Linked DNA regions of Homo sapiens: regions 1 and 2 are each linked to region 3. The links are chromatin loops, found by intact Hi-C in ENCODE. Cell type or tissue: Panc1. All regions are shown on one strand. Each heading gives the region's core, and the rest is flanking DNA. Links, peaks and the distances in the headings are about the cores only. Region 1 overlaps EXOC6B (exocyst complex component 6B). Region 2 has its middle 220 kb from the start of CYP26B1. Region 3 overlaps EXOC6B (exocyst complex component 6B).

What was found. A loop is a pair of places that touch in the nucleus more often than their neighbours do. Peaks named below come from ENCODE experiments on the same cell type or tissue, not always from the same donor. Only the 100,000 strongest peaks of a DNase experiment are listed, where the experiment ranks them.
Region 1: it touches region 3 in a loop (2.4-fold over the local background); 12 of 110 quality-filtered maps call a loop at or near these places.
Region 2: a loop joins it to region 3, with 5 times the contacts of the local background. A loop is called at or near these places in 56 of 110 quality-filtered maps.

The regions. Positions count from the first base shown.
Region 1 is chr2:72,608,634-72,618,879 of GRCh38, forward strand. The region is part of intron 6 of EXOC6B (exocyst complex component 6B); the gene reads right to left. Among named protein-coding and RNA genes, the nearest start is that of EXOC6B, 210 kb to the right of the region's middle. In Panc1, for the core only: no CTCF peak of the experiment used is centred there; no DNase peak of the experiment used is centred there.
Region 2 is chr2:71,918,745-71,928,990 of GRCh38, forward strand. No RefSeq gene overlaps it. Among named protein-coding and RNA genes, the nearest start is that of CYP26B1, 220 kb to the right of the region's middle. In Panc1, for the core only: CTCF peaks have their summits at 5,382 (motif pointing right) and 5,659; a DNase peak (open chromatin) is centred at 5,427.
Region 3 is chr2:72,740,049-72,750,294 of GRCh38, forward strand. It overlaps EXOC6B (exocyst complex component 6B), which reads right to left. Exons shown (of 22, transcript NM_015189.3): 2 at 1,256-1,421. Among named protein-coding and RNA genes, the nearest start is that of EXOC6B, 81 kb to the right of the region's middle. In Panc1, for the core only: CTCF peaks have their summits at 5,930 (motif pointing left) and 6,138; a DNase peak (open chromatin) is centred at 5,883; H3K27ac peaks cover 805 bases.

The DNA.
Region 1 (10,246 bases), core at 4,249-8,248, 130 kb before region 3:
AACTCACGTCAAAGCTGAAAGAAATTTCTTAAAACTAAATGTTAAAAAAAGGAGTTTCAACACCAGTTATGCTGTAGATGGCTACAAAACTATTTCCTCAATAAAAATAATACCAAAAAGTGAAAAAAAATTATTTAAAAAAGCAGAAGAGATGTGGATGGGGAAAAATAAAGAACAAAGTATCACAAAGAGATGAGCCCTCCCTATGTTAGCAGAGACTGGCAACCATTTTTATCACTAGGGACAGATATCAAATCTAGGTCACAAGCAGAAAAAGAAATAAATCTACCATGGATGAGGAACATTATTGTAACCAAGAGACAACAAATTTTTAATACTGACACTTAGGCTAGTGTAGGGGACTGGAATCTAGATGAGTCCCAAACACAAAGCCACTTATTCTCACCTTCCAATTACCACCTCACTTCCCAACTCTACCCACAGGTTTATAATTGAGTAAGCACTATGTAGGAAGATCGAGATGGTACCAGAAAATACAGGGAGATATAGTGTTCAGATCACAATACCCTGTTGGAAGAGCAAACAATCAAAAATTATGAGACATGGGAAAAAGCAGAAGAATGTGACTCATAATCAGGAGAACAAACAGCAATAGAGTCAGACCCATAAGTAACCTAGATATTCAAATTAGCTGACAAAAACTTAAATAACTACTGTAAATGTGTAAAGAATGTAGAGAAAAGACTGGATCAAACAAGAGGGAAAAGGTAGACCATTTCAGCAGAGAAATAAAAACTCAAAAATGAACCAAATAGAAACTCTAGTACTGAAAAACGTAATATCTGAAATAAGGAACTTACTGGATGTTCTGCCAAATCCCCCTCTGCGAGAAACACCCAAGAATGATCAATAAAAAATAAAAATAATTAAAAAAAAAAAAGTAGACTAAACAAACCAGAAGAAAGCATTAGTAAGTCCAAACTATTGAAGTGCAGAAAAAAGGATCAGGAGCCCCTTCATTAATATCTAGGAGTATGATAAAAGTATAATTGGATTCCCAGAAGGAAAAGAACAAAAGATAAAGTAGAAAAAAATATTTGAGGAGATACTGGCCAAAAGTTTTCCAAAACTGATAAAAGATTTCAAACTAGAGGTCCAAGAAGATCAATAAACAACAAGAAATATAAAAACTAATGCACATGCACACACACATAGAAAAAGCCTCATACTTAGTCAACTCTGTGCAAGTAATAAAGGGAAAACATTAAGAACAGCAAGAAAAATTAGACACATTATATTTAGGGAAAAAACAATTTGAATACAACTAACATCAGAAACAATGAAATCAGTAGACAATAAAATGACATGTTTAAAGTGCTGAAGAAAAAAATTAACAGAATCTTGATCTGGTGAAGATAGCCTTTGAAAATAAAGATGGAATAAACACATCCTTAGGTGAACGAACACAGAGAAACTGTTGCTGGCAGAGGTCTATAATACTATGGGTACTATATTAAATATTAAAGTAAGTGCTTCAAGTGGGTATGGCTATCTTAATATTAAGCAAATCAATCTCAGAACAAAGCATATTATCAGAAATATAAACAGTCAAACCATTTAAAAGATATAAAAAACTAAAAGTATATACATAGTGTGTATACATAGGTTGGCATAACATAAATTACTTTGCGCTATCCATTGAAGAGAACTATTAAAATAGCAAAACCACAATTACTTTTGCACCAATCTAACAGAAGCAGTGACACCTCAGTAGAACCAAGTACTCCCAGCAACCAGATCTTGGTTTCTAAATACCATTCTCCATTAACGCAGTGTTTAGTGCTACATGGAAAAGAAAATGGATGATTCTTGGACTGGGACAGGGATTAAGTAATTGCTGAAAATATAAAAATATGGGGGTACATTAAGGGACATAGAAGGTAGCCTGAAAGAACTCCCAATCTGAGCAACAAAATAAATAACATAGTATTGTATTAAAACTCAAAGTATAAGATATTAGTGGGTCCATACTGATATAAACAAAGGAGCAAATCAATAAATTAATAAGAGGTGGGGTAAGGTGGGGAGAGAAGAGACAAATCTTCCTTACAGAGGAATGCCAAATAGTTTACATAGATACCACAGCCAAGAGGTGAAATTTAATACCCTCCACCACCATGCCCCATGCCACCACCTTAAGCATGGGCTGCATTTAGCGGTCCACTTTCAAGGAATAAAGCCAAAAACGGAAAACTCCGCAGTGAAGAAACCTGACAAACACCACCTTCCTTGTGATGAAAGTTCACATCACCAGTGAGTGATGTCATGTAGATATCATGAATTCCCTGATGTGATATGATTAAAAGGGCACTTCATTTCTGTGGTATCCTTTTCAAAAATCCATATCCCACTCTAATAATAAGAAAAGCACCAGATAAACCCAGAGTGGGAGACATGCACCAGTACCTCCCAAGACTTGTTAAGGTGGCCAGGTGTGGTGGCTCACACCTGTAATCCCAGCACTTTGGAAAGCCAAGGCAGGTGGATCACATGAGGACAGGAGTTCAAGACCAGCCTGGCCAAATAGCAAAACCGCGTCTCTACTAAAAAATACAAAAAATTAGCCGGGCATGGTGGCACATGCCTATAATCCCAGCTACTCATGAGGCTGAGGCACGAGAATCACTTGAACCCAGGAGGCGGCAGCGAGCCGAGATCGTGCCACTGCACTCCAGTCCCAGGAAAAGAGCAAGACTGTCTCAAAAAAAAAAACAAAAAAAGGCTTGTCAAGGTCATGAAAAACAAGGAAAGATTTAGAAACCATTACAGACCTAAAGAGACTGACAAGACATGATAACTAAATAATGTGCTACCCTGGACTGGATCCTGAAACAAAAAGAGAGTATTAGTAGAAAAACTGGTGAAATACAAATGAATCTAGACTTTAGTTAGTAGTGATGTGCCAGTACTAATTTCTCAGTTTTGACAAATGTAAATGTAAGATGTTAACAATATGGGAACTGGTTGAGGAGGATATAGGAACACTTCATATTATCTTTGAAATTTTTCTGTGAATCTAAAATTTCTTCCCCCAAATCATAGTTGCATAAATAAATAAATAAATAAATAGTCTAGCTAAATGTTTAACAGTAGGAGAGTTGGTAAACAAACTAAGGTACAACTACATCATGGGACATAGTTCTGAAGCTGTCAGAAATAAAGAAATTATATGATAAAAGTTTATTTTATATAACAGTTTAAATGTAAAAATCAGAATTAAAAACCATATACATAGTATGATCTAAATCTTATAAAACGTACATACACAACTATACTGACAAAAAAGCATAGAAAGAAGACTATAAATTAAACAATAAATATTTCACATTAAAAATTATCATCTTGGGGCCAGGCGTGGTGGCCCACGCCTGTAATCCCAGCACTTTGGAAGCCTGAGGCGGGTGGATCACTTGAGGCCGTAGACTAGCCTGGGCAACATGGCAAAAACTGTCTCTACTAAAAATTTAAAAATTAGCCAGGCGTGGAGGAGCACACCTGTAGTCCCAGCTACTCGGAAGGCTGAGGCACGAGAATGGTTTGAGCTCAGGAGGCAGAGGTTGCAGTGAGCTGAGATCACACCACTGCACTCCAGCCTGGGCAACAGAGCGAGACTCTGTCTCAAAAAAAAAAAGAAAAAATCATCTTGGTGCACCAAGTATGATAAACACTACTGTGCCTTAGCAGCAAAAACTTCAATTCTATGATTCTCCTTTAAAGTTTGTATAAAGGTAGTATCCTAAGTGAGGCAGATGCTGGTCTTTGCCTATCCATTATCAATTCCCTCCTTCTCCCATAATAACAGAATTCCAATCTTGCTAGAAGTGGCAGTGCGCTTAAGTAAAAAAAAAAATCACATTTTGAGATGTATACAAAAGTCATCAGGTGAGGTTTCTACGAATGCTCTTCAAAAGGGGAAAGACAACTCAGCTTTTGCTTCCTGTTTTCTCCTTTTCTTCTTGCTAGAGATAGAACCACCATCTTAAAATTATGGGAGGATAAAGCATCAGGTTAAAAGCTACAACTGGATTTGCGTGCCTGAGCAGAAAGACAGAAGAGGCCTGGGACCCAACTAGCATCATACTACTGCTTCATCAGCCCTAGATGACTGCCTACCTCCCTATACTTCCTTACAAGACAAAATAAACTCCGTATTTGTTTAAGCCCCACTGTTTCAAGTTTTCTCTTGTAAGCACATGTATGCATTCCAAACATTACAGAACTGATGTCTGTACTCAAAAAAGTTTCTTATTGGATGTCTTTAAAGAACAAAATACATTTTTAAGAAAATCATGCAGCTAGCTCAGTAGCATTTGGGGTTTTTTTAAGCTACAACAAATGTCAGCTTCAATTTTCTGGGATGGGTGAGAGAGGAATCATTGCATCATTATAAGGGCGTAAAAAGTCTAAGGATAAACAACTGAAGATATTTTAATGATGATAAAATCAGAGTTAAATATTTCGATGTATTTTTTGACTTAATGATCAGTGTTCATATAACAAAACATTTTATTAAGCAGGCATTTGCTGGGTGGAGTTCATTTGGAGTGAAAAAAGTAATAAAACAAGATCTTGTCTTCAAACAGGGTCATAATCATCCTTTAAATGTTTGTAAACTATCTTAACAAAATGAAACAAGAAAGGAAACAAAAACTATTTTCACTTTTTTTAAGCCTATAGTCAGTTATAATAAACAACAACAATAAAAAACTGGGGGGAAAACTCCAATGCCCAGATAAGGAAGTTAATTGAATTAATGAAAAATATTATATATTCATTAAAATAATATGGAGACTGTGAAAATGCAATAAAAAGCCCAAAAACTTTAAACAAAAATACAGAACAAAAATAATATGCATAGACTCTTATAGTTATACAAAAACAAAGTATAAATCAGACAGGGTCATAAAATCTAAAATAAGGAATGGTTTGCCATTTTTTCTTCATATTTCACCAAATATTACTTAATATCAAATGATAAAACAGATTATGAAACTAGCAACATATATATTGAAATCTTCCCACTGCAAAATACACAAAGTACTGGATAAACAGAAAGACACTTGAATTTCATATGTAAGCATGCATGGAAGCAAAAAAAAAAAAATCTAAAAGGTCCAAAATTAGAGGATCGTGGAGAAAAAATATCTTAGTGGCCTATAGCTGGGGTCAGGAAACTATGGCCCACAAGCCAAATCTGGCCTATAGTCAGTAAGCTTAGTTTTTAAATCCTTAAATGATTGAAAATAAAAAAGTTGTCTTGACAAATGAAAATTCTATGAAATTCAAATTTCAGTGTATAAAAATAAATTTTTTTTGCAACACAGCCATGTTCATTCATGTTAGTATTATCTACAGCTGCTTTCCACAAACCACAAAAGCACAGTTGGATAGTGGTAACAGAGACTATATGATCTGTAAAGTCTAAAACATTCTCTATCTGGCCGTTTATGGAAAAACGGTTTGTCAACTCTTGGCCTAGAGCTTCATTTTTAATGAATACACAAAGGGAATAGGAATTAGCGCCTCTGGCTTATGCAAGGCAAGGGATCAAACTGGAAATGCTGTTAGAAAGGCACTAACAACAAAAGGACTAGACATTTAATAAAAAATGAAGTAGAGAATATATATCCCACAAAATCATAGTGTACAGACACATGACTGCTTTGACAATGACTCTTCATGAAACAGGGGCAGGGCAGGGAACCAGGAGATAAAGAGGGGAATTTCCTTAAGCATTTATGGACACTGAACAGCCTGTATATGGATCTGGAGCTCAAGAAACACTAACTTAAGAATTTAATTTAAATTGGACTCAAGTAATCAGTGGTCCCCACCTCCCAATCACCTGACTGACGCTAATACAAATTTTCTCAGAAGGACCATAGCATCAACAAATAAACTTCCAAATAAACTTTGGAACTTCCAAATAATAACAACAACAAATCATAAGAGTAATTAATTATATTTCTAGTAATGGAGAGCTAGGTTACTCAAACCAGCACTTCTGCTTAAAACAAGTAAAAACGTTAGCTAAAATATTCAAAACATAAAGTCAAAAGCACTGAAATGCTAATAAACTACTGCAGAACTACAAGGACAAATTCTAGGAGAAAGCTCATACCCAAAGAAGTAGGGAGAATACTAAAACACTAAAGACAATCCTGAACTGAGGGCATTTGCCAATTACAATCCAGAAAGAGGGGTTCACTTTGGAGCTTGAAAAGAGGAGGGCAGAAGTGAAAACTCCATCCAAGATGATCCTCAGGAGTCTTATAAGAAATTCCCTGCCACACAGAGCTCCAACAGACTACACCATAGAAGTAAGAATATACCATAACTAAATCTCCAACTAGAGAGGAATGCAAGGAAGCTTCCCTTGGTGCAGAGCAGAACAAAATATTTAAATGGGGGAGGGAGGAGGTAAGGAAAGAAAAACAAAAACAAGATGCTGGAAAAGCTGTGCTCATATCTAAGACTTCATAAGGTTGTACTAGAGATAAAGACCATCTAATATTAAGATTCAGACATCTAATAACAAAGCTTCAATATAAATAAAACAAAAAGTGAAAGTAAACACACTGATATAATATACATATCAACTATTATATAAATAATTTTATATATGAAATCATACTATGCAACTTTCAGGTCATGAATCTTACATTACTATTTCTCATTTCTAGGACTATGCCATCTTCAAAAGTCCAACTTCAGTTTGTTAGAAGGAAAATTTTAGACGAATTAAAATTAACAGAGTTCAACTGAGCAAAGAACAAATTGCATTATCGGCCTAACCCCCAAACCAGAATAGGTTCAGAGCTACTCCAGGGCTGTCACATGGTCAAGTAACATTTATGGTCAAAAAAAGAAAGTAACATACAGAAAATAGAAGTGACTCTAACACATTAATCACGTTTGCGGTAATGCTGATATTAAAAAAAAAAAAAAAAACCACTGTGTGGCCAGGCACATAAAAGTAAAGCACAAACAATTATGTATAGTATGTAATGTTTAATAATGATAATAAAGAACCACATTACTGGTTAATGGATGTACTATACTATACTTTTTATCATTATTTTAGAGTATAGTCCTACTTATTTTAAAAAATCAGTTAACTGTAAAGCAGCCTCAGGCAAGTCCTTCAGGAGGTATTCCAGAAGAAGGCATGGTTATTATAGAAGACATCATACATGTTATTTCCTCAAAGACCTTCCAGTGAAACAAAATGTGAAGGTGGAAAACAGCAATCTTGATGATCCTGACCCTATGTAGGCCCATACTAATATACATGTTTGTGTCTTAGGTTTTTAAAATTTTTCAATGTAAACCAAAATAAACACAAATTTTAAAAATAGAAAAAAGCTTATAAAATAAGCATATAAAAATACCTTTATACAGCTATACAAAATGTTTAAGTATTATTAGAAAAGAGTCAAAATCTATATGTTGAAAACTAGAAGACACCAATGAAAGAAGATGAAGAAGATACAAATAAAAGATATCCCATGTTCATGGATTAATATTGTTAAAATGGACGTACTACCCAAAGTGACCTAGAGATTTAATGCAGTCTGTATCAAAATACCAATGACATTCTTCACAAAAATAGAAAAAAAAATTCTGAAATTCATATAAGAGCAAAAAAAAGACCTTAATAGTCAAAGCAAACCTGAGCAAAAAGAACAAAAGCTGGAGACATGACACTACCTAACTTCAAAATATACTACTAAGCTATAGTAACCAAGTGAGCAGGGTATGTGCATAAAAACAAATACACAGACTACTGGAACAGAACAGAGAACTCAGAAATAAATTCACATAACTACAGTGTATTAGTCTGTTTCCATGGCTGGGGAGGCTTCACATTCATTGCTGAAGGCAAGAAGGAACAAGTCACGTCTTACATGGATGGCAGCAGGCAAAGAGAGAGCTTGTGCAGGGAAGCTCTAGTTTTTAAAACCATCAGATCTTGTGAGACTTACTCACTATCAAGAGAACAGCATGGGAAAGACCCGCCTCCATGATTCAATTATCCCCCACCGAGTCCCTCCCACAACACATGGGAATTATGGAGGCTACAAGATGAGATCTGGGTGGGGACACAGAGCCAAACCATATCATTCCAATCCAGCCCCTCCCAAATTTCATGTCTTCACATTTCAAAACCAATCATGCCTTCCCAACAGTCTCCCAAAGTCTTTACTCATTTCAGCATTAACTCAAAAGTCCACTGGCCAAAATCTCATCTGAGACAAGGCAAGTCCCTCCTGCCTATGAGCCCATAAAATCAAAAGCAAGTTAGTTACTTCCTAGATACAGTGGGGATACAGGCATTGGGTGAATACAGCCATTCCAAATGAGAGAAATTGGCCAAAACAAAGAGGCTACAGACTCCATGCAAACACAAAATCCAGTGGGGCAGTCAAATCTTAAAGCTCCAAAATGATCTCCTTTGACTCCATGTCTCGCATCCAGGTCACTCTAATGCCAGAAGTGGGCTCCCACGGCCTTGGGCAGCTCCACCTCTGTGGCTTTGCAGGGTATAGCCCCCCTCCTGGCTGCTTTCACAGGCTGGTGTTGAGTGTCTGTGGCTTTTCTAGGAGCATGGTGCAAGCTGTGGGTGGATCCACAATTCTGGGGTCTGGAGGATGGTGGCCCTTTTCTCACAGCTCCACTAGGTGGTGTCCCAGTAGGGACTCTGTGTGGGGGCTCTGACCCCACATTTCCCTTCCACACTGCCTTAGCAGAGGTTCTCCATGAGGGACCCACCCCTGCAGCAAACTTCTGCCTGGGCATCCAGGTATTTTCATACTTTCTCTGAAATCTAGGCAGAGGGTCCCCAAAGCTCAAATCTTTTTTCTTTTTTTTTTTTTTTTTTTTTTGAGGCAGGAGTCTTGCTCTGTCACCCAGGCTGGAGTGCAAAGGCGCGATCTCAGCTCACTGAAACCTCCACTGCCCAGGTTCAAGCAATTCTCCTGCCTCCACCTCCAGATTACAGGTGCCCACCACACCATGCCCTGCTAATTTTTGTATTTTTTGTAGAGATGGGGTTTCAGCAGGTTGGCCACAGTGGTCTCAAATTCCCAACCTCAAGTGATCAGCCTGCCTCAGCCGCCCAAAGTGCTAGGATTACAGGCTTGAGCCACCGCGCCCGGCCAAGACCCTGTAGAGTTCTAATCTTTGCTACAGACTCTCAACAGATGGTTCAACAAGTTTTACAGGAATAATACAAAAAAACAATTCATGAGAGACTATTTTTTTAGACCCTGTTTCACCCCATTCGGGAGGTCTATGATTGCCTCTTAGTTGTTCAGTAAGACATCTTAGTTGTTCAGTAAGTTCATCTTGACTAAAAGTGGGGACTGATAATGTTGAAATTTACCTGAGCCCTCCACTCCTAGAAAAGAGGAAAGATTAAGAAATCCCTTCGGCCAGGTCCAATGGCTCACACCTGTAATCCCAGCACTTTGGGAGATAGAGGGGGGTGGATCACCTGAGGTCAGGAGTTCAAGACCAGTCTGGCCAACATGGTGAAACCCTGTCTCTACTAAAAATACAAAAATTAGCTGGACTTGGTGGCAGATGCCTGTAATCTCAGCCACTTGGGAGGCTGAGACAGGAGAATCGTTTGAACCCAGGAGGCGGAGGTTGCAGTAAGCCGAAATCGCACCATTGCACTCCAGCCTGGGTGACGAGAGTGAAACTCCATCTCAAAAAAAAGAAAAGAAAAGAAAAGAAATCCCTTCATATTATTGTGTTCTGAGAAAAAGCTAACCACAAAGGACAATGACATCTTCACATATTCCAAAATAAGACCCACCTATACCCTTCTTCAATGACTCCTTTTTTCATATAGCACCCCAAGATTTCCCTTCTTGAGATATTCTTCATTAATGAACATTCTCCCTATTGTAATAGCCTGAATAAAATCATCTGTCTAATGTATTTGTCTTTCACAGCAATTCGTTAGTGCCTATTAAAGCATTCCTTATGAGCCTGCAATACCATGTCTATCAAGGAAATATTAACATGAATGGAAAAAAAGATGGATGTGGTACATGTTGCTGCTTGCTTAACCTACATCCATTCCTCTACACTCATCCCCTTCTTAACCTGAAATTCTCAATTAAGATTTCATCCTCTTCCATTCAACCAGGGTAATTCTGGAAACTAACCCTACTCTCAGCACCCTGCTAAGTACAAAGGTAATCCCAACTCCTTA
Region 2 (10,246 bases), core at 3,133-7,132, 820 kb before region 3:
AGACAAAGAACTTGGAAGAAGAAATATATGAAGAGGTAGTGGGTGACAACGTTTCCAGAATTACTGAAGGAAAACAAACTATAGATCCAAGAAGCTCAGAGAAAAAAAATACAAAAAAGAAATAAAATCTGACATATTACATATAGTCAAACTGCCAAAAACCCCAAACTTTCCCCATATTGATCTATAGTTTCAATGAAATCCCAATAAAAATTCAGTGGGTTTTTTGGTAGAAATTGACATGCTAACCCTAACATTTATATGGAAAAGCAAGAGAACTAGAATAGTCAAAATAATTTTGAAAAACAAAGCTGAAAGACTCAGACTACCTGATTTTAAGACTGTGGTACTGGTAAAATGATAGGTACTAAGATCAATAGGACACACTAGAATCTAGAAATGGACCCTCACATATATGGCTTATTGATTTTTGACAAAGGATAAAAAACAATTCACTAGAAAAAGCATACTCTTTTCAACAAATGGTGCTAAAGTAATTGGACATCACAGGAAAAAAAAATTTCAGTCTATACCTTACTCTATACAAAAATTAACTACAAATGTACCATATACATTAAGGTAAATTCTAAAACTATAAAACCTGTAGAAAAATACTTTGGAAGAAATCTTTTTGACTTGGGGTTTGGCAAAGCTATGACCTAAAAATCATAATTCATTCAAGAAAAAAAATTGATAAATTGGGCTTCCTTGAAATAAAAACTTCTGCTTTTCAAAAAACACAATTTTAAAAAACAAAAAGACACAACACATTTGGGAGAAAATATTTTAAAACACAGATGTAATAAAGAATTTGCATGCAAAATATAAAAGTAACTCTTAGAACTTAATAGGAAGACAATTAGCCCAATTTAAAAATGTACAAATGATTTAAACACTTAACCAAAGAGGATACATGGATAGCAAATAAGCACATGAAAGGATGCTCAACACCATTAATCATTAGGAAAAATATAAATTAAAACCACAATGTGATACCACTACACCCCTAAAATGGCTAATGTTAAAAAAGTTGACAATACCAAATGCTACTGAGGGATGTGAGTAATTGGAACTTTCAAACATTGCCAGTGGAAATGCAAAATAGTACAGCCTCTTATGAAAACAGTTTGGCAGTTTCTTATAAAGTTAAACATACTCTTACTATATACACATGACTCAGTAATTCTACTCCTAGGAATTTACCCAAGAAAAATAAAAACATATGTTCACCCAAATGAGTGGTATGTAAATTTTCATGAGTTTTATTCATAATAGTCCCAAACTGGAAGTAACCCAAAAGTTTATCAACTAGTGAATGGATATACAAATTATATCTATACAATGGAATACTACACAGCAATAAAAAGGAATGCAATATAGTTGTCCCTTCTTAATCATGGTTCTGCATCTGTGGATTCAATCAACTATGGACTGAAAATATTTGGAAAGAAAAATAGATGGTTGCATCTGTACTGAACATTTACAGACTTTTTTCTTATCATTATTCCCTAAATGATACAATATATTACATAGCATTTACATTGTATTTGGTATAAGTAATTTAGAGATGATTTAGAGTATATGGGAGAATGTGCATAGCTTAAATGCAAATACTACCTCATTTTATATCAGGGACTTGAGCATCCATGGATTTTGATACCCATGGGGGATCCTGAAGCAATCTTCTAGGGATGCCAAGGGATGATTGTATTGATACATGCAACAACATGAATGAATCTCAAAAGCATTATATACAAAGCGAGAGAAGCCACACATGAAAAGCTACATGCTATCTGATTCCACTTATTTGATGATATGGTTCGCATTTGTGTCCCCACCCAAATCTCATGTCAAATTCTAATCCCCAGTGTTGGAGAAGGGACCTGGTAGGAGGTGATTGGATCATGAGGGCAGACCTCCCCCTTGCTGTTCTCGTGCTAGTGTGTGAGTTCTCACGAGATCTGGTTGTTTAAAAGTGTGATACCTAGGCCAGGCATGGTGGCTCACGCCTGTAATCCCAGCCCTTTGGGAGGCTGAGGTGGGTGGATCACCTGAGGTCAGGAGTTCGAGACCCACCTGGCCAACATGGCGAAACCCCATCTCTACTAAAAATACAAAAAATTAGCTGGGCGTGGTGGTGAGTGCCTTTAATTCCAGCTACTTGGAAGGCTGAGGCAGGAGAATTGCTTGAACCTGGGAGGCAGAGGTTGCAGTGAGCAGAGATTGCGCCATAGCACTCTAGCCTGAGCAGCAAGAGCAAGACACCGTCAAAAAAAAAAAAAAAAAAAAGTGTGGTACCTCCCCCTGCTCTCTCTTCCTCCTTCTCCAGCCACATAGGATGTGCTTGCTTCCCCTTTGCCTTCTGCCATTAATATAAGTGTCCTGAGGCCTCCCCAGCCACGTTTCCTGTACAGACTGCAGAACCATGAGTCAATTAAACCTCTTTTATTTATAAATTCCCCAGTCTCAGGTAGTTCTTTACAGCAATGTGAGAATGGGCTAATACATTTGACATTCTGGAAAAGGCAAAGCTATAGGAATAGAAATCATCTAGTTCTCCCCAAGTTCACAAGCATAAATATTCTCCATGTTAATTCCTTCCATGCAAATAAACTCACACAAAAACAAATTTGTGTGGGAAAAACTCAGATTCAAGCTTTCCCATCTTAACATTCAGAGGGATGTTTATTACCCATGTTATTTATAATAGACATTTAAAATAAAAGTTCGGCAGACAAGAAGGCAGGCATCCAATTATGTTATAGAAAATGTTAATGACCCAGGGAGATGTTTATGTCAGAATAGGAAAAATAGAAACACTAATAGCTCACAACTATGGACTGGCCACTGCACAATAGGCAGCCCTCTAGATACTTTCTATGTGTTACACCGTTTCATCCTGGCAACTACTATATCATTATTGCTGTTATTGTTTTGTCAATTTCAGATGAGGGACCGGAGGTTTAGGAAGTTGATGAAACATGCCAGCAAGTAAGTGGTGGGGCTGAGATTTGAACTCACGTAGTCTACTAGACTCAAAACTCTAACCATTACACTTTACTGTTTTCTATTCTGCATGGCTTTAAATCTGTACTTACACACACACACACACACACACACACAACATAGGCCTAGAAGCAATTGTACCAAAATGTTAACAAGTTACCTCTGAGTGGGAGTTATAGGTAGCTTTTCTTTTATTTTGCTTCTCTATGCTTTTAGATTTGTACAAAAGACAAAGAGTATGATGTTTATAATGAAGAAATCATATATGTGGTTTAAATAGCTGAAGACACAGTCTTGTCTCAAAAGTTGCATACTCAAGAGACATTACATTCCAAGACCAGAGCTTAGTCCCTGTAAAACAAGTATGTCACCCTAAGGAGGACTTGCACCCCCCCAGCTCTACCCTCTTCTCTCCAGTCCCCCCACCTCAGGAGTCTAGGATGAGCAGAAGCACTGTCTCCAGAGAAAAGCCTTCCAGTGCCTCTGCCAGGCATGCTGGATGGCAGCCGGAGAGAGTCTAGGAAAGTCTAGCTCCCCCTGAGTCTGATGCCACTAGGGCTGGCCCTGGGTCCTCAGCTGGGCACAGGCAGCAAAGACCCAGGTCTCCCACTCCTGAGGATGGGGTGGCCAGATGATAAAGGACATGGAGTCATGAGGCAGTGGTGGCAACAGTTAATAGAAATAAGAAAAGACCTGTTTGATTAAGCCACGTCTTTCCTTCCCAGACCCCCTTTTCTCTCCCTGGGCTGTATTCAAACCCCATTGCATTTGGAGGGAAATCCAACCCATGTGTTTCTGATTCATTTACACTTAACTCATCAAAATCCTGTTTTGAAAGAGGCCATTGGATGGTCTACAAAGTCTGAGCAAAGCTCCCTGCCGCCGCGGGCTGGTTGTGGACTCACCAAATACCCCTTCTAATCCACCAGGCCTGTGGGCAGGCTCTGCACCACAGTGAAGGCTGTCTGAGTGTCTGCTCCCCAGCCTCGGCCCCCTTGGAGCCCTCCCTCACCGCCTTCTGCCTCTTTGAGAACTCCCAGGCTGCCTGCGAGGGTCTGGAAAACTCACACATCCCTGAGGGACAGGCACAAAACATGCCACCCTTCCTGGGCCAAAGCTATGTTTAAAATGAACTTGTAAAGCAAATGCTGAACCCAAAAGAGGGAGGCTCATGGTGAGATCACAGGCATGGGTGGTGCATTTCAGGGGCCTGCAGAGGCCTCCATCACAGTAGGATGCTGTGCTCATCTTAGAGATAAGTGATGGGAGAGATGAGCAGTTGCCTTGTTGCCCAGGACTGTCTCCCACCCAGAGTCAGAACCTAAGTTATTTCTCAGCCTCGGACCTTCTTGGATTGGATTTGAAAGAGAAGTCAGTCTTCCCTCAAGAGCAGGACACCTAGTTCCCATCTTTGGGGCTTGGCAAATTTTCATGGGTCTGTGTGGGGTGGTGTCAGCTACTGGTGCAAAGGCAAGTTCTCCCAGGCAGACATTTGGAAGTCATTAAGCCAAAATATGGTTGACTCAGATACAAAGCATGCCAGAGCTAGAAAAGACCTTGGAGAACTTTGTGGTCCAGCCCCCATGCTTACAGATCAGTCCCCATGAGATCCCCCTCCAGAAGGAGTTGGAGTAAGCCAAGCTCCTCCAACTTGCTGTGTTGGGAGAGCATGGGGTGTGGTCAGGAGAGACAGGAAGTTTGGGTCCCCTCCAAGCAAGGCCTAAGATGAAACACATGGGAACCAAGAATGGAACTAAAAGAGTGAGGACCTAGGTCCTTCCATGTGACCATTACAATGGGCTTTGACTTCGGGGCAACCCCTTCCTTGCGTTGTTCCCTTTGCCCCGTGGTTACTGGAGGGACAAATCTTCAGAACTTGCTAAGAGGGTGTATGCAGTTGGGAACCAGAAGGCAAGCAGTGCTCTGTGGGAAGCTGAGGGGGACACCAGAGGCTGACTGAAACAAGAGGGTAGATGGATGAATAATAACAGAACTGTTTACTGGGGGTCCTTCAACCGTGGAGCTCAGAGAGGTTCAGTAATTTTTCCCATATCACACAGCTACTAAGTGTTGGCACCAGAGTCCAAATCTACATCATCCTGGCTCTAAAAGTCATGCAACCAAATAAATAGTCAGGGGATGGGAGCACAGAGGGGGAAAGAAAGCTAGACATGGCTCTGTGCTCACTGTTGTGCAGGGTTGATACTCAAGGAAGCTCCCAGAAGGAGGTGCTGTGTGCAGGGTCTGGAAGGAGAGGAGCAGCAAGGCTTATGGTGGAGGGGAGGAGGATGGTCCAAATGGAGGGATCAGGTGGGAGCCAGTTGAGGCGCAGCTGCTCTGGGCACTAATGGCATGTGGTGGTTGCACCTGGAACCTACCAGCAGGTGGCAGTATTTCAGAACAAGAAGAGCGTCAAGTCGGTTAGGATAGTGATAGAAAGTAGAGATGCTGAGCTCTTAGCGTGTATTCCAGGCATTGTCGTAAACATATTATACAGAGCATTTCATTGAAGCTGCACGACAACTCTTTGAGATAGGTACTATTATTAGCCTCATTTTCCACATGAGAAGGGTTTAGTAAGGGTTTAGTAAGAGAAGGGTTTAGTACGTTGCTCAAGGCCTCAGAGGCAGGAAATACTGGAACCAAGATTCTTACCAGGCAGTCTAAACCCAGGCCTAAGTCTCTGTAGTTGTAACATCATAACTCAACTGATAGGCAGATACTGCATTTCTACCATGCATTTAGCATTGCACTGGGCTAGGGACTCAAAAGAGATCTAGACAATATCCTTGCTCCTGGGGCCCAGCCAGCTGATTTGGGTTTTACAAATCAATGATTCTAAGCCTCATAATGATTGACAATAGGTACATGCAGGGCAGCAGGTGGTGGGGCTGAGCAATGACCAGAGTCCTCAGACCCGGACTCAAAGCCTGGCTCCTCCACTTGCTGGCTGGGTGGCCTTGGGTATGTTCATTGATGTCAGAGGGCCTCAGTTTTTTCATCCATCTATAATTGGGTATAATATTGACCTCATGAGGATGAAATGTGAGAACACATGTAGAGAATTAGGCATGGAGTAGATCATGTGTTTTACCAAAATGACAGCAAATATCAAATACAAAAGGCAATGGGAGCCTAGAGGAGCAGTCTTGAAGTGAGTTTCCAAGACTGAGCAGTTTGGCTGACAGAGGAGGGTGAGGAGTGCAGCCTAGGAGGGAAACACTGACAAGCCATGGAGATTAACAGGCCATGATGCCTGAAAAAACACGAGCAGGGAGGAAAGGAGCTCAGTGAGCACCCTGGAATTCCATGGAACCAGGCACTGCCATGGGCTCAAGGACTGGGAAACATCACCTTCAGAGGGTTTCAAAACGAGCTGGATTTAAACAAGCAAGCAGATGGCACCAAGCACTCCATCAGCACACGGTCATTCAACCAGCATCTCATGGGCCCACTAAGTGCCAACCACGCTTCTTGAGTTGGTCCAGCCTGGGCTTTTCTTCCTGCACTGTAGGGGTGTCTCTGCAGTTGCTCAGAGCACTGTCTTCCCCTCAACTGGACCCAACATGCTCCGGCCCCTGCTCTGCCCAGAACGTCTGTGAGCAACCTGGTTCTTGTCAGAAGTTCCTGACAAGCTCTGCAAAATCCAGCCCTCTTGTGACTCCACCAGACATACCCCCAGGGGAAGAAAGGGTACCCCACCAGGGCAGGAGGTGGCAAGACAGTCTCTGCCCCCCGGGAGGGGTGAGTCATTCAGGGAGGATGCCTGCCTCAGGCACTGTGGGAGATGAGGAGGAGCCCCGTGTATCTGCAAGCACAGGGTCACCTGAGGGCGTGCAGAGCTGGAAGAAGCTGAGGCATTCAGGCAGCAGGGCCTGTGCCTCCTCTCCGCCTCCATTTCTGACTTCCAAGTCTTCAGAAGCGACAGCTAGGACATCCTCTGGCTCCCCTCCAGCCACACTGTGCCTCCCGCACACACACCTCCCTCTGATTCTAGCCCTCCTTCTCGAGATATGGCAGGAACTAAGGCCAGTGGCTCTTCAGGGTGGATGGGGGTTGACACGAGGGTGCATCTGGCTCTGGTGCTATCTGCACAGAGGTGCGTTCCTTCCCTAGGCCCCCCACTCACACCCAGAAACATGATCATTCATTCCATCATACACCCAGCTGGGGCTGGGGGAGGCCATGACAGGTGGGCCAGCAGGGGTGGTGGGGATGGGGCGCCGCGATCTTCTCCCAACCCCCTCAAAAGACAGATATGTCCCCTCTGAACATGCTGGGGGAGATTATTTTAACAAGCACTTTTGTACCAGGAAATCAGTGTGTTTAACCTAACAAGCAAAGAACAGCCCAGCGGGGCCCATAAATCTAGTTCCCACCTATTAATTTTACGGCCTACATAAAGCAGTGTTGAAGTCCAAAGTATATGTGACCTAAAAAGGCATTGCTCATTCTGACACATATACGACGTGGCCAGGACTCGAACCCTGACCCTGACCCTCACTCCAGGAAGCCAGCTCCCAAGCCTTACAGAGTGCAGAGGCTCATGCTGCAGAAACCCACCCAGGCTCCTTGTGAAAGAACAGGACAGCTGGAGGCAACAACTGTGGAGAGGGCTGGAGGACGTGGGCACCGCTGAGGCTGGGTTAGTGAGGACACCCTGCTAGAGACCCCAACCGCTCCCAGGGCTGACGTGTACAGTAGTGCAGGTTGGTCACTGCCCAAAGGCACCCAGATGAGAGGACAAGTGGAGGCTGAAATCTAACCTGCACCTGATGTACCATGCCTATCCCACAGGGACAGGGCTGCTTCTGTCCAGAGAGGGGCCTTTTAAAAAATCCATGCAAAGGTACTATACAGATTGTCAGCTCCCTTGGATAAATCTCGATCCCCATTCTAACTGTTTCAAATATTGACCCCTAACCAGTGACTCACTGTACTCCCAAACCAATTACATGCCCTCCCACCAGGGAAATCCATGACCACTGTCGACGCCTAACATCAGTTCCATGGGATAATCCCCAACCCCAAGCATGATTTAATAGGGTCACCCACCATGCAGTGACCACAACTGGGCTACTCTGGCCGCCCATAGCAACGGCACATTGATCCCCACAAAGTCATTAGGACAAGAACAACCTCAAAGCTAAGCCAGCTCAATTCCATGCTGATACTACAATAGAAGAAACAAGCTGAGGAACCTGAATGCCAGCGACCCACTTACTACACCCCTGGCCACATGCCGATTTCCCAACCCCGAGTGCACAGCAGTGCTCAGTACCTGCTGTTTTGCCCCTTTAGACTTATGCCCCACCCTCCTCCACCCTGTCTGTACCCAGGAGGCTGACCTCCAGGAGGTACCCCGCACCTCCCCTGCCCTCTAGCTCAGCTGGGGTTCCCAAATGGAAGCCCCTACTAGTGAGCTAAGGCAGGGAGCCCCCACTTCAGAGGCTCGTGCTCTCTGTCAGGGCTTTTGCTTTATCTCCAGGAGTCATGTGGAATTCATGCTCCACAGTCTGTCTTTGTTAGCTTTACCACTGAAGTGTCTTTCTGAGGTTAGGTTCCCGGGAGGAAGCCTGAGACAAGGGTGTGAGAGCAAGTCCTTGTACTTGGGGCTGTGATCCCAGGAAACAACACAAGGCAGTGGCGCTGTGAGCTGGGGAAGGAAGGAAGCCCACCCCAGGTAGATAAATGAGCAAGAGACGATTGCAGGCAAGGCACTCAGGCAGGCTAAGGCCCTGCAGCCGGGGTATTTATCTACCAATTCCTGCCTGTCTTCGTGTTGGCCTATCGCTGGGCATTGGCATCAGGCCGTTCCGGCTTGCTCAGTGCGGACTGAGCCTGCTCCCCCAGCCAACACCCTCAGACAGAGTCACAGGTGCTGCGGCACAAAGCTGTCAGCATATTAAGGATGGTGAGGACCAAGGGTGTGTGGGCAGTAGCATTTGCTGCACTGTTTTTGCCCAAATATTCAAGTAAGTTCGATCATTGGGTCCCCTGGTTTCTGCATTCCCTAAGAAGCCCCATTTAAGAAGGTCCGTTCCCAGGACTTCCCACTCGAAACCAAGTACTGACTCCATAAACTCCCTTTCCACCAATTCCTACAGCCCATTCTCACCCTTGTGTCACAGCGACAGTGACCTCCAACCCCTCTGCATGTGGAACCCTGGCCCAGGTTGTTGGCTCATTCTGACTCAGCCTCCAAGTGTCTGTTTATGAGACTTCCTTCCTCTAGGAGTCATCCTTGAGAGACTCCTCATGCACCCTTTCCCCAACTTCATCCATACCCTAACCCCTCCAACTGAACCTCAAACACTCACTACCTAATCCCCAAACACACACTGCCTACCCCAAATCTGGCTGTACCCTGACCCTCAAACCTATGAACACAATAAGCAAACACCCTCACACTGCAAGCACAGCTGCACCTCGAATCCTCAATCACAAGTGACCCCAAATCATGCTGATCCCCCAATTCCAACTACACACTGATGCCTCAGTTTCATCCCTAACCACACACTGGCCCAAGACACAACCACATTGGAACATTTAGCCACGTGTTTCTCTCTGAACTCAGTCACACATGGCGATGCCCCAACCCCTAATACACACCGGCTCCCTGTCCCAGACAACACACACGCAAACCCTCTCAATTCTAGAAGACACTGATCCACCAAGCCCCAGCTGTTTGCCAGCTGCCCAACCACAGGCCGACCCCAATCTCAATCATGGCCTGTCACTCCCATCTCCAGCCTCCCATGGATCCTAACCCCCCTAATTAGAGCCCCTGGCACAGACACCCCAAGCTAAACACTCACTGACTCCATGAACCTTAACCAAACAATGACCTCAATCCCAGCCAACCCAAGACCTTAAAACAAGGCCACACCCTTAACTCTAGAACTTCACCTCATACGAAGACTTACCAAGCCTTACCAAAGCTGATTCACCAAACTTCACCTCAGACCAACCCTCAGTGTCTCAAGCTTACACTGATCTTCAAACCCCATCCATGCCCTAACCTCCAGCCCAAGTCTACCTAACAAAGACATGTCAACCCTGAAGCCAAATGTCACACTAATGCTCAACCTGGCTACAAGCAGAACACCCCGTGCCAAACCTCACTGCCCCTCCACTTAAAGAGAGGGCACTCTGATGGCAGCCCTAAGCTTGCCCACGGTTCACCGATCCCCTAGCCACATTGAACCCCCAGCTACACTGGGCCTTCAAGTCCTGTACA
Region 3 (10,246 bases), core at 3,554-7,553:
AAATTCATGCTAAATAAAATAAGAAATTTGATAGCTTCATGTGATTTAGGTCATGAAACTATCTATAATCAATTGAGTTTTTAAATTATTATAGCTTTAGAATACAATATAATGTCTGACAGCCCACTTTGCCCCTTAGTAAAACTGTTTCTTTGCTTTCCTTACCAATATATTTTTTAAACGAATTTTACACTCACTGTCAAGTTAACCCCATGCCCAGGAAAATCCTTTTAGGATTCTAATTCAAATTTCAATAAGAAAAAAAGAATTAAAAGCATAAGGACTTGAAAGAAGAAAATAAAACTGTTATTACTTACAGATCATATGAGGAGTGTTTACATAGAAAACTCAAATTACATATAAATTATTAGAAATAACAGAAGAGCTTACTGAAGTAGTTAGATTTAAGATCAATAAGCAAAATGAGTTATCTAAGATAAGTGACTTTGCTATGCCAGGGACCAGACAAATGTGCCTAGCCTCCTTCCTGGACCTTAATCAGCCACACCAGGAAATAACCTTCATTCTTTGGTAGAAGACCCTCCACAACAACCAACGGTTTTTTTCTTTTGGCCTAGGTGGCATGCTACAAAGAATTTTATAGCAATGCCTTGAAATTCTATCATTCTACAATGATAGCTTTTATCCAGCAAGGAAACAGAAACATGAAGAGTCAAACTGAGTTTCTGTTTAAAAGAACCAGCTACTGATCACTGGTTCTGGTCCACATGTAGTTATCCCAATTAAAATATAACTTTAAAAGGGTAATCTTGGCTGGGCGTGGTGGCTCACGCCTGTAATCCCAGCACCTTGGGAGGCCGAGGCGGGCAGATCACGAGGTCAGGAGATCGAGACCATCCTGGCTAACACGGTGAAACCCCGTCTCTACTAAAAGTACAAAAAAAATTAGCCGGGCGTGGTGGTGGGCGCCTGTAGTCCCAGCTATTCGGGAGGCTGAGGCAGGAGAATGGCGTGAACCCAGGAGGCGGAGCTTGCAGTGAACCGAGATCGCACCACTGCACTCCAGCCTGGGCGACAGAGCGAGACTCCGCCTCAAAAAAAAAAGGGGGGGTGGGTATTGTTTTTAGCTAAAAAGCCATACTCTCAAGAATGTACGTTTCAGTATAAATTCCTTTCTAATTATACAAAAATCTTCACTACAAATATGTGTTCTATGTTATAATCCTTAATCCTTTAATCCTAATCAAAACCCCAACACAGGACGGAGAAACAGTATCTCTTAGAGCCTTCTTACTTTGAGTTTCTGGGCTTCTCCTCTCACTTTCAGCAGTTCAGTTATAGAGTCCACAAAGCCCTGGTAATGAAAGTTGCACATTTTCTCAATTTCTCGGTCGTGATTACGGATACGAGTTTCAAGCTTCTCCATGAAACGTCCATGTTCTTCACCATCATAAACAGACCTTTAAAAAAAAATGGCACGAAGATTATACCATGGTTACTTCTAAGAAGGAAAAACAAAATTATAAATCCAGAAGCAAATTTAGGGCACATAAGCCACAAAATAATCCAACTGTATATTAACATGCCTTATTGTTAAATGAGTATTTTTAAGGAAAATCGAAACTTTTGCTTTCTTATTCATTCCAAAATATTTGACTGCCTGACAGTATTTGTCACAAAATTCTCATCATAAAATTAAAAGACTGAATTACAACTCCCTTGTATCTTTCTTTTTCAATTTAACTAGTCTAGAAAAGCTCAATTTTAGTTAAATTCAACTATCCAATTGCTCCATGAGCATATTCAAGAAATTGAACACAGCTAGAGAAAAAACACACAGCTGTGCTGGCTAGACTCAGGGTAGCCATGTAACTACAAATCTAAATTAGGCAGTCAATATCGCTAGATAATTCTACTACAACCATTCCCCCATCTCACATCCCAGAAAAATCACTTTGTATTCTAAAGTACTTATGTGTGGGAACCTTACCTTGTCCTCTCCTCAAATGTTCATACCTTCAGCCTCAGCTGCTGATCTGACTATATACTTTACAGAAAAAAACAGGCACAAAGAACTACCTCCTCTTCCCTCATTAAAATCAACCAGTCTACTTTACATTTGTAGCTCCTACTCTCCACCCACCAGTAACGATAAAATAAGTGTTCCAAGCTCGTATCTACAATTCAGTCCCTCTTGCTGTCTCAAGAATTTTATTCCTGCAAGTTTTCCCATTTATCCCTCCTTGGTAACATATATTTCTCCCTCTTTACTAGATGATTCTCATGTGTATATAAACATAACTTTTATTTAAATATAATTGTTTTTATTTTTTTAATAAAAGATGAAGTCTCAATATGTTGGCCAGGTTGATCTTGAACTCCTGGCCTTGGACAGTCCTCACACCTTTGCCTCCCAAAGTGCTGAGATTACAGGCATGAGCCACCAAGCACAGCCTATACATGTCTTTTTAAATCCTGCCCTTAACTACACATCCCTCTTCCCTTCCCAGCAAAACTCCCTTCCACTTCCTCACTTCTTTGCCTTACTAAAGTATTCATTGTACTCCACCTAATAGCAGCATTTGATATGGTTTTATATTCTCTCCTTCTTTAAACACTCTCTCCAGTAGACTTCAATGATACCATACTAACATGTTTCTTAACCTCTCACTGATGTGCCTTCTCAATATCCATTCTCAGCTCCTCCTCCTCTATTACATTCCGAAGTATTCCTAAAATCTCTTCTCTTCTCCACCTGTGCTCTCTCATTAAGCGAAGCCATCTAATTCCATGGCTTTAAAATATCATCTCTGTAGTGCTGATTTCCTAATCTATAATTCAGAGCATTTCCCTGAGCACTAGATTCTAATATCCAGCTACTATTTAATTCCAATTGGGTTTTTAAAAGCCATCTCAGTATTTAACGTAGAAAAAAAAGTATTTATTACTAATGTATCTCCACTCCCATACCTGTTCCTCCTCAAATTTCCCAACCGCCTACCCATCCCATCACAGCTAAAGGCACACTATACAATTGCCCAAGCCAAAAATCTAGGAATGACTCCTAATCTATCTCCTTCCATCACATACCCTATCCAATACATTAATAAGTCCTGACAACTCAACCTCCGAAACATGTCTTAACATTTACCATATTCCACCATTTCCACTAAAACACGATCTAAATCTACATTACCACCACAATGGACCAATGCAACAGCCTCCTGACAGTCTCCATTCTGCACTTTCCATCTACTCCACCCCCTGCCCCAAAACAGACACTCCACACAGTAACAAAAATGATCAGAATTAAAATCTTGATTCTTTACTGCTGCCTGTAAGGCCCTACATAATGTAACCTCACATTACCTCTCTAACCTCATTTCTCTCCTTTCTCTAGTTCCCACCCAAATTCCCTTCCATCCTCTAAGTTCCAGCTACCCTGGCTTTTTTTAAAGCCTCTTCCCGCCTCAAGAATTTTGTTTTTGCAGTTCTTATACTAGTAATGCTCATCCCCTATACCTTTGAACAATCTCTTCCTCCTCACCGTCCATGATATGTTGTCTATCTCCGCCTCCCCACAACCCACCTCAACTAGATTGTAAGTTCAAGGGCAAGAATTTTGTCTGTCATACTGTACCTCTATAACAGTGCCAGACAGGTAGTAGACAATAAGTAAACATTCACTGAGTAAAGAATGACTAACACTATCTCTAAGGACTCTTTGATTTCTGACATTTGTTCAAGAAATACTCATTTGCTCATTGCCAACATTTTCTGGTTCTATAATCCTTTCTGGGTACTGGATCACTATGCTGATCCTCTGGATCAGAAACCACACCCCCCACAGGAGGTCAGTTCTACCACCCAAAACTCAGCAGTAGCCATAGATGAAAGGAATAGTCATGCACTGCATAATAATGTTTTAGTTAACGATGGACCACATATATAATGGTGGTCCCACTGTATTATCTAGTGAAGTCATAGGCTTTGTATTGTAGTGCAACACATTACCTTTTCTACATTTAGATATACAAATACTTACCAGTATGTTATAACTGCCTACAGTATTAAGTACAGCAACATACTGTACAGGTTTGCAGCCTAGTAGCAATAGGCTATACCATATAGCCTAGGTGTGTAGTAGACTATATACCATCTAGGCTTGTGTAAGTATACTCTATGATGTTCACACAACAACAAAATCACCTAATGACACATTTTTTAGAACATATCCTCTCTGCTAAGCAACATATGACTGTACATGTTTGGCTTCCAGTCAAGATTCTGAACACTTACTTCAGAAAAGGCAGAGCAATCTGGATTCATTCTCCTTCCTTTGAAATAAAGGGAGATTGTCAAATAAATTATAAACAATCTCTGCTTTGACAAGTAGGAAAACTGTAGAATAACCACTTGCCTGAAAAAGCTGTTTGGAATACATAAGAGAATCTACCGTTGACATTTCAAGTAATCTCAAATAAGCTTAACTTTTCCCCCTTTCAAAGGAAAGGAAAAGAAAGGTTTCCATGTAAAGATACTGATTTACCTTGACACTTGGAGAACGTGAAGAATCACCGAAAACTCCTCAATATAAATTGCATAAGCTGATATATTATTCAATAGTAGACAATCTCTTGGTTTCAAATTCAGTACACCCTGACTTGACTCAATATACTTCTAAGTTAAATGGCAAGTATAGTTCATTCTACTGGGTAAAACTTCTTTTCATTTCTTCCCTCCAGAGATCTACGGTAACGTCACAAAAGACAACCTCACAGAAAAGCAAATTCCAAAGTTAAGAAATGCAGAACTTATATTAATAATGCCTCCCTAGGCTCTCTGATCTTCCTATTTAAAGAAAAAAAAAATCAAAAACCTAAGAAAGGAAATGTGGATTTTAGCTGCCTGACTATGTGGCCTTCATCTTAGCACTGTAATTAGCTTGCTATATATAGGTCTTTGGCCAATCCAGTTAATCTCTCCGACCCTCAACTTTCTCATCTAGAAAATAGGAAGCAATCAATTACAATTCTCTTAAAAGTACTAGCTTAGCTTTAAGTATCTACAGTTCGCCTCCACTTTCAAGTTTAGTCAACAATGCTAAGATCATACATTTGTAGAATAGTATAAATAGGCAGTAGTTCAAAACAAGTTAATGGATCAGGGGTGGTGGCCCACACCTGTAATTCCAGCACTTTGGGAGGCCAAGATAGAGGGATTGCTTTGAGGCCAGGAGCTTGAAACCAGCCTGGTCAACATAGTGAGATCCCATTTCTTTAAAAAACAAAATAAAACACAAGTTAATAAAGTTTCTACCTGCTTATCACTACTCTCCATCTGTTACTCCTATCTTAGGACCATTATGATTGTAATATTCTCTTTAATTATTATGCAGAATAACATGAAAGGTTTGCAGTAGATCGCCAGAGTATTTTGAGAATTAAAAAAAAAGAAAGAATAAAACGTAAAACACCCATATTTAAAACAGGGGATAAAGACTATATTTAAAAGACTTTGTGTTCCATAGGTATGTTTCAGGAAATCCATGATTCCCAGATCCTAGGTGGATTTTGTATATATAGGTAGATGTACATATATGCATTTTTAAGAAAAAAAGTTTCCAATAGTTTCCATCTGGTTACCAAATAGGTTAAAAACCACAAATTTAAAGATTTTATTTCAAATTGTCTACCAAAGGAAGAGGCAATTATGACTGATCACTACCTAACAGTTCACCATGAATCAGCATTTCAAGCACATTTAAATATAACACTTTGCTAACCAACATATCCATCAGATATAAAAGGCTAAAAACAAAAATAAACAAGACTTAAACACTGAAAAGGTCAGAAATTTACTACTGAAGCTAATCTAATATCAGTAGTCAACAATGCAGTCGAACAAAGTGTGGCATTTTTTTCTTTTAATACCTTAAGGTAGAGAAAGACTGCCATCTAGTGATGGCCCTTTTCTAACATTCCTTGAAATGATGTGGCCTTACAAGTAAACAGGACCGCTTAAAAATCTAAAAACTATATTCCATAATACCTGTTGGTCAGAGACTTATAGCTGATTACTAAATGATATGTAAGGTACTCTAATGTTTAAATTTCCATTACTATTAGAAAGCAGGATCTTGAGAACAAAGGCATAGGTTTTTGACATGTCCAGGTTATGTTGCAGTTAAACAAGACAATCTATGGAATAAACTGCACCACTAGTTTAATTATTTGTGATAATCTCAATAATATTCTTAGTAAAGTATATACTTTACTATAGTACTTAGTAAAAGGCAAACAAGAAGAAATATATGGAAATTAACTAAACTTTTTATAGCCTAAATTTGACTCAACTAAATAAATGCTGCCATGTGGAGTCTGGTTTCCAAAAACCCCCAAATAAACCACCGGTTTGTGCAAAAAGTAAATTATTTATCCTCGTATAACTATCTGGTGCATAGCTCTAGATTTCATAATGATACTATATCCATAGCCCACCTAAATTTCATGTGCATATTAAGAGATCTTAATTTATAAAATGGCACTTGAGTAATTCTGTTGAACAAATATTTACCATTCACCTGTACCAAACCACTACAGGATTATATCACTTGCTTAGAGCCTATATTAATTCAAATTTGCTTGTCAAAGAAGGAGGAAAAATAATGTTATAAGCATTATTTCATTTAAATCCAATGCATCTTATAAATTAGACATTATTCCCATTTTATAAATGAGAAACCTGTAACCCAAGATGAAGCAACTTGCCAACTTCACATAGCTAGAAAGTGTCCTCTCTACTGCATCAGTCTATCTCTTTGAACAAGGAAAGCAAGCAGGTGGCATGGGCCCCCAAAATGTTAGTTGAAACAGGTCTTAGAGATGGAAGACAAAGCTCTCATTGTACACTCAAGGAAACTGAGGCCCAGGCAAGTTAAATGCCTTAATCAAAATTAATTGCTTGCTACGATACAATTAGGCCTGACCCCCAAAGAAAACAGAAAAAGCTAATGCAATATGAAGCCCAACACAAAGCTAAGTGGTTTAAAAAGAGAGAGAGAGAGACAAACTTCTACTTCAAGATGAGTAAGTTGCCTATTAGTTGTGCCTACACAACTATTCTCTTCTTCCTCCTATTGGAAGAGTCCCAATTCATTCTGATATTTCTGTCCTACCACAAAGGATAAATATTAATTAGTCTGTAAACCAATCATGGTAATTGCATTCTCTTTGTGAGTGACCAGTTAATATATGGTGGTCAGTGACACACTTATCTCACCAATGAGAAGGAAAATCTGGCAGTGAGGATCCAAGAAAAGGTTTTCTTTCCTGAAGCATTCAGGAAAAGAAACTGCTTTTCCTGCCTTAGACATTGTCCTGTGAAAGCATAATGTTTGAGGATGCAGTAACCATTCTGAAAAGGAAGAAGATATTGCCCAAAAAATCTTAGAATGGCAAAGGGGAAAATGGAAAACACTCGGCTCTTTGATAGTGATGCAATCCTGAAACAGCCCTATCTCCAAACATCATGTTATATGACTTAATAAATTTCCCATTGTTTAAGCCACTTTCCCTTGATATTCTGCTACTTGCAAAGGAAAGTATCCTAAATGATGCAACATTGTTCAGTCTTCAAAGGTAACAAGCAAATCAAAGAAACAACCAAGAGCAAGTCAGAGTCTACACACTTTACAAAGCAATCTTGTTCCCTGGACCTAGGCCATTCTTCTCCTTTTGCTTCTAGTTTAGTTAAGAGTAACTCCCATTTGCCTCTCAATTTTCAGCTTGCACCTTTTCTGGGAAACCTTCCCTAATCACATAGATTCTATTATGTGCTCCTCCTCGGTGATTATCATTTTTACAGAATTTATTAAACTATATCTGATTGTCCATTCACTTGCCAATCTCCCCATACTAGAATGCTAATCTCCTTGTGGGGAGAGACTATGTCTTACCCATTTTATCTCTACCTGCTGGCACACAGCCTGGCACAGAGGAGGTCCTCCATATAAGATGAAGATGGAAAAAGGTAGGAGACTAACTGATGAGGATTTCTAGTTGTTTCAGAGGTGGATGCAAAAGTGTATCCCATGATACAAAGCATTTCTGTTGAGATGTTTTCAGAACCACGGAGAACTTCAAGACACAATGAACTGAACATTTTGGTTTTTGTTTTTGATTAATTCAAGGAAAAATTCCAGAGTTTATTCTGGTCTTTTCTTTTTCATATATATGTTTTTAAACTTCTGTCATGGTTTTATTCCTCAAACATTTTCTTCTCATTAAGCTCCATAAAAGCATCATTAGTATTTTTGTTTATTCCAAATGTTAAAAATAAAGTGGAAAAACAGATTTGTGCATGATGTTGAAAGAGAAACTGCAGGAGGTCAAAAGGAGTTTAAAGTCCCTTCTCCTTACTTCAGTTTGTCTATCAGTTTAATTCCAACCTTAGTATTGTAATCTGGATGCTCTGGGTGCATAACGATGAAGGAGATCAATCAGATCATCATCAATGACAGGAGAAGCATATGCTAGTTAACATGAATTCTAACTGAACACTATACCCAAATATTTTTGTACTGCCACAGGAGATCAAATACATTCAAATCCTTTTTCCAGCTCTGAAGATACCAAGGTATCCAACTGGCTTCACACAAAGATAGCCCATATAACCAAAAGAATGCTGTGATGCAGATTTCTCTCAAGGCAGGAAGGGAACCCCAATGATGGCTATTTCCAGAGGAATAAAAGCAGGGTGGAGCAGCTTCAACTGACACCTAGCCAAAGGGCCTACTAAAACCTGGTTTTGGTTAAATACCACAGGAAAGTGGAGAAGGGGGAATTGTCCCAAAACATCAGTCAAATCAACAACAGACTATTAGGAAATAAACTAATGAAAACAAGGAAACTCCAAATTAAGAACATAGAGACTGCCATAATTGCTACTATGATAATGTCACACTATTAGAACAAGTAATCACCAACAGTAACTGAAGATATAAAGGCAAAACAGGATTATTAGTGGCTTCACTTTGTCCTTTGTATCTATTTGTGTTAGGTGCAAAAAGATTTTATTTCATTGTATCTTTCAGTGGTGGTCATGAAATCTGGCAGATAAAAGTTAGATCATGAATGTTGCTGCTAATTATAAGATAAGATATAAAAAAGTACCTCTACAGCCTGGTGATACTTATTGACTCTAACCTAGAAAACTGCTGAAAGCAGAGTACTAATACAGTTGTTTAGGAGTTATAATACACTTGGTAGGTTAGCTCTGGTCTCACTGCATGTAATTCAGTGTGTTAAGTTTAACACTTAAACATGTGATGTTGGAGCTAGATGAAATGACCAGTTCACTTAGTATCTATCATCAACATAATGAGTCTGAATCTAGGGCATGTTGATAAAACTCTTCCAGATTCTTTACAAAAGATATTCAGTAGCAGGGTGGTGCAAAAGTAATTGCGGTTTTGCCATTACTTTTAATTTTTGCCATTAAAGCGGAAAGTAATTGCAGTTTTGCCACTACTTTTAATGTTTGCCATTAAAAAAATCACAAAACTGCAATTACTTTTGCACCACCCTACATATTTAATTAAATAATTACTCTGAAGACATATGCAAATATTAAGAGACTGTGTATTAAGTATTGAAACATGATTCTACTGAGAGAAAAAAGAAAAATGAATAATTTTTGGAACACTTCGGTCTCCACACTTAAAATTATCATTATGGTTCTGATGATAGGTATCATTAAGCTATTAACAGAGAAAGACAAACCAATAATGGTTAACACTAGTATGGTAGAAACACAGCAGTGAATAGCCATGATCCACTTATGCATGTAGATTTAATGTGGACTTAACAAAATAGACCATGCAAGTTTCCTAGAATCTCTGAATCAAACCCTAATAAATGTAAGTAACCTCATTTGTAGATGTATATGTTATGTATACTATATATATAAATGCATGTATTATATATAGTATATATGCTATATATGTGGGTGACACATATATACATATACATACCTCACACACACACATACCTACACACACACAAACACACACACACACTTTTTTCTAATTTTCTGAGAAAGAACCAGACCTAACAACACCACATTCAACTCCTGGTCCAATTTCACCCGTAAGTGGTTGTTTGCTGATACCCCATGGCCAAAAGTGACCACAATTTAAAACTCTTTAACTCTATAAGCAATTAAGTACATGAAAGAGGATGGATGGAAAGGCATCAGAGTAGTTTCCATCCTAAAACATAATAAA